Linked DNA regions of Mus musculus: region 2 is linked to region 1. The links are chromatin loops, found by intact Hi-C in ENCODE. Cell type or tissue: gastrocnemius. All regions are shown on one strand.

The links. Peaks named below come from ENCODE experiments on the same cell type or tissue, not always from the same donor. Only the 100,000 strongest peaks of a DNase experiment are listed, where the experiment ranks them.
Region 2: a loop joins it to region 1, with 3 times the contacts of the local background. A loop is called at or near these places in 18 of 42 quality-filtered maps.

The regions. Positions count from the first base shown.
Region 1 is chr6:94,985,263-94,987,762 of GRCm38, forward strand. No RefSeq gene overlaps it. Among named protein-coding and RNA genes, the nearest start is that of 4930511E03Rik, 43 kb to the left of the region's middle. In gastrocnemius, a CTCF peak has its summit at 1,287 (motif pointing left); a DNase peak (open chromatin) is centred at 1,315.
Region 2 is chr6:94,621,745-94,624,244 of GRCm38, forward strand. Lrig1 (leucine-rich repeats and immunoglobulin-like domains 1) reads right to left here. Exons shown (of 19, transcript NM_008377.2): 8 at 871-1,014. Among named protein-coding and RNA genes, the nearest start is that of Mir7041, 17 kb to the left of the region's middle. In gastrocnemius, a CTCF peak has its summit at 1,418 (motif pointing right); a DNase peak (open chromatin) is centred at 1,427; H3K27ac peaks cover 2,285 bases.

The DNA.
Region 1 (2,500 bases):
AATCCTAAGCATGGGTGGGGATGAAGTCACAAACTGAGGGCTTAGGGAACGTGGGCCCTGAGAGAATGCCCATGTCCAGTAGATGGCCTTATACCCATGCACATAGTGGCAGCACTAGGAGACTCCATGAGTTTAAAAAAAAAAAAAAAGCACATGAAATTGGGACAGAGTAGTGCTGGTGGAGATGGAGGAGAAATTGGAAAGATAAAATAAGAAAAAGAAAGAAGAAGGTTGATGGCAGTTAGACAGCCAAGGTGTTGTGTGAACTATTCTGAGTCTGATGGTGTATATTTGATGGTGTATATTTGATGGTGTATATTTACAGAGTGTTAACTTATTCAATTTTGCATTTCAACTTTCTATGTTTTAACTTAGGCTTAAGAGTTTGAAAGAATGTATCATACCCAAGCCTGAAAACATCCAGTTTATGAAAATGCAAACACAAATGGTTGTCCTTCAGTTCAGGACTCCCCATAGATTCCAACGGCTACAGAGGCACAGTATCAAAACGTATTTGCATGCAGCCTACCAACATTCTCCCCCACACTTTCAATCATCTGTAGATCATACAGAATACTTATTGCCATGCCAATGATATATAAATAGTTGCCATATTGTCCCATTTAGGAAAAAAATGATGTTACAGCTTGACTATGAAGTGCCCCCATAGACTCATATTTCAAACACTTGTTCCCCAGATGCTAGAACTATTTTGGGAGGTTCTGGAAACTTTAGGAGGTGTGACAGGGTTGCAGGAAGTAGGTCATTGGAAGCATTCTTTTGAGGCTAGAACAGGTCCTGGTCTCTTCCTAGTCCTCTGTTTCCTGCCACCCTAAGGTGAGCAGCCTGCAATACATGCTCCCAATGCTATGGTATCCTTGTTTCAGCACAGGCCTGCAAATGGCAGAGAAAGAGACTATGGGATATAATCTCTAAACCCTTGACAAAAAAAATCATCTCTGCTTTAAGTTGCTTATGTCAAATGTTTGCCATAGTGCCAAGAAGACTAACAACAAATGACAAGACAAAATAGGCTACATATTTCTAGCATGGCAGCAGTTTGATTGTAAAGACACAAAATCACAGATAACACAGCCTACTGCACACTTTCACATGCTCTGTATTAGACACAAGACAGTAATGAGCTGTGTTGATCGTGGGGTTGCCTAAGCGATACAGAAGTTGTTCAAGGATGATTTTTCTTACTGTTTAAAAGATCGTTTAGAAGAGTCCATAAGTGTGCTGTCTGCAACTCTGCAGTCATTCTCAATGACAACACTGCCCTCTAGTGTTCTCTTCTTTCTAGAACGAAGAGACAGTCTAGCAGTGTGTGCATACTCAGATGCATTGGTTTCAGGGACCACCACCAGCAATGTTTGTTACCTATCTGCCTGGAAGTGAACTCTAGTGATTCAAACCTGCCTCTTTCAACAGCTGCTCAAGCCAAGTCAGTTCTTCTGAAAGGACATTTACTAGGTATGCACAGACCAGAACACTGTGGGACTAAGACTGCAAAATAAGGGCTGAGATATCACCAGTCAAAGCAAGATGTAGAGGCAAACCTCCACGTCTGTTTGATGCCTTTATAATACTATTTCTGGAAAGTGTACCATTGTGGACTATCTTACTCATGGACTGGTCTCCCCTCTTCTCCCTGGAAAAAAATGATTTTCAAAAGTACAATTTCCAAAAGACAACACACATGATAGTTTTTCATTAAGATGGTCAGATGCACCTTAAAGCAAGCATCAAGTATTTGCAACAGCAGGGAGTGGCATATTGCACCCATTAACCATCACCCCAAGACCAGTTACCATCTACCACCCATATGCTGACAATCCAACTCGATCTGAATTTCCATCTTTTACTTTTTGAGACGCACTGACGAAAATGATACTTTATCAGTTTCATTTCATATTTTAAACATTGGCATCATTTCCCTCATACAAGTTCTTTGGAAAGAGAAGCTGGCAACATCCGCCAGCCCTGTTACTAGCAAAGTTGGTATTCTCAGAGTAAATTTCTCTTCATTGGATAATTTCTATTAATTGCATGCTATGTGGCAAAGGAGGGGGGAGGAGAAAGAGAGGTGAAGAGGGAGAAATTTCCTCTTGGTCACCCTGCAGTGATCTCCTTGGGAACGAAATAATAAGTAGAACTATCAAGGAGAAAGCACAAAGGCCCTTCTGCAGTGGGTGGTCACTATCGTTAATTCTTCATTGTATTTCTCACTAACCTAAAGCTCCTGTGAACTATTAAATTACTATGGGGATTTCCTCTGGGCTTCTGGCCCCAGCTGGTCTCAGGATGTTCTCAGCAACAGGCAGCTTGGGTCGTGTTCTCTGAACACCTGTCACCTGCTCCACACAGTAATCTAAATAGAATGTGCATACAAAGGGCCTTTTATCAATTATGCAATGATCAGCTTGGCTCGGGCTGAGCATCTGTGTGGCCCCCCCTTAGAATGTGTTGAATGTTCCCCAAACAGGCGGCATCAAAA
Region 2 (2,500 bases), 360 kb before region 1:
GCAGCCTCACCCATCTGACCCTTCAAAGGACATGGTATTCTCACTTTCTCTTTCTTACACCACTCCTGAATGAGGACAAGGACACAGGACCCTCACTTCTATCTTGGATACCAGGTCCACTAAAGAGCTTCAAAGAAAGAGCAGAAAAGTAGCCATGGTACTGAGTTACAGAAAACAATACATAGGATTTAAGAACGGAAGACAGGACTGGGGGTGTGGCTCAGTAGAAGAGAATTTGCCTATTACACATAAAGCTTTGGGTTTGATCCATAGAAACCTTAGGAAAAAATTCTCAAAACGTACATCCAGGCCTGGAGGCTCACATACCTGTAATCCTAGCCCTTGATGCAAGAGGATGGCCACAAGTTCAAGGCCAGCCTCAATATATGAGCTTGAGGCTAACCTGAGCCAGAGAACCCAGTCTTTAAAAGCAAATGAACAAAACCACTACCATACCCTCTCTAAAAGAGAAATAAATGAGAGGTCACAACCAAAAGAATGGAGCAGAGACATGCAGGACTGTGTGAATGTTGCTGCAGATACCCTATGTAGAAATGCTTTTCCAGACCCACCCATCCCATCCGGCCAAGTGTACTGAGAACTATTGATAACAGTGATTTTTCAAGAGTCCTCATCCTGCAATAGGCACCACTGTGGGAAAGGAAGGATTTTTCTGCTCAGTAAAGGAAGGATTTAACTGTTCAGCAGTTATTTTTGGTTCTAGTCCTTGTTCCTGTTGCAGACCAGCTTACAGCCCAATTCTGACTACAAGCCAGCAAGAGGGAATCTCAACAAAGCAAGTGCTTTGCTGTGTGCTCTCCCATCTGGGGACCCCCTTCATGCTGTCACCCTCAAAAGCACAATTCTTACAAGACCCGCAGACTCTTGAGTCCCTTGAAGGCGCCTTCAGCAATGTGACTGATGGCGTTGTGACTGAGGCGCAGGATACTGAGGCTGCTCAACTCCGCTAGACTCTCCTCATCCAGCCGCGTGAGGTTGTTGAAGGACAGAATCCTAAGGAAGAAAGAAGAAGACAAATGTCACCACTGAGCAGCTATGTGGGTGCCCTATTCTCTCTTGTCTTCAGTTGTGTCTCATGCCACAACTGGCCTGACCTCCCTGGAGACAGGAGACTGAAGCATGTCCACAGGACTCCTGCTGTCAGAAGACCATCAGGTCAACAATCACCTAGTTTGATAACTATCATGCAAGCCATGAAACCAGTACCACAGAGCTGAGAACTACCGCTTACATACACTGTAAAAACCTGTCATACAACCCAAATCCCAAGGCGCCAAACCCCTCCACTGCATGTCTTGGTGTAGGAAATGAAGGACCTATCTTGATGGAGACTGACACAACAGAACCTGGAATTCTGTACTGAGCAACTGAGCCACAGCTACACTTGCTGTATCAGCCAGCAGAGGGCACCATGAGCCACTGCCTGGGACAGCCACACCAGGGGAAGACCCTGACACTAAAGGCTCAGGCTGTGACTTGTACACCGCTCAACAGGGATTGGGCGCCAAAGCATACCTTTTGCTAGAACCAAACCCCCTTCCTAGCACTACTGCAGGTGTGCACTACACTGGGTAGGTTTATGTAACATTAGTTATCTATGGTTGGAAATGTTAAGTCTGGACTGGTACAAAAGGAACAAAAATGAATTGGTGGAAGATTAATGCAGTTTTAAAGGTGACAGTGACCATATTCTGTCCCTATTAAGAGAAATATGTCACAGTGTCTATCAGTTGCAAAGACCTAGCAGGAGACCATCGTTACATCCTCATGTGCAATTAAAGAATTTAACTAAAAGGCAGGGTAAGAACACACTGCAGAGCAACCCTATATCTGGCTCTGACATTTTCTAAAATGGAGCAGATCGCTAGGACTAGTCTAATACACTCAAGTGAACCTTCTCTTCCTCTAAATGGCACAGGAGATAGCGTAATGTTGTCCGCCATGCAGAAAGGGAAGGAAGGAACTCAGGGGTCTGCCTGCGAGTTTTCCCTTTCCATGTAGCCCTAACTCAAGGGGCCCACACCGTTCTGGTGTGTTCCATAAGACTGTCCTTACTTGGGAACTAGACTGAACACCTTCAAGGCCTCTCTTTTCCCTACAAGTCCGAGCTCCCAACAAAAGCCTCGGTCAAAGCCATGGGCAGTGGTCAGCAGGAGCACCTCTAGGTGGCAGGAAGCTAAACTCAAAGAATGCACACTAACACAGAATGGAAGAGAAATGAATACAAAGCAAGGGGCAGGACTGTGGCCTTTCACAAAGCACAGGGACTGGCTAAAGTATGAACCCTGGGTAATGACAGACACACTGAGAGCGAGATCAGAATAGAGAAGACCAGAGGACAACAGGCTGCAGGAGTCATCATTGGGTTCCAGGGTCTCTAACTATTCCTGCTGAGATAAACAAATACAAGAGAGGCTGAGTAAGGTGCAACATTTCTACCAATCATATGCTTTGGTGGGTCAATCTTTTCCTATACCCA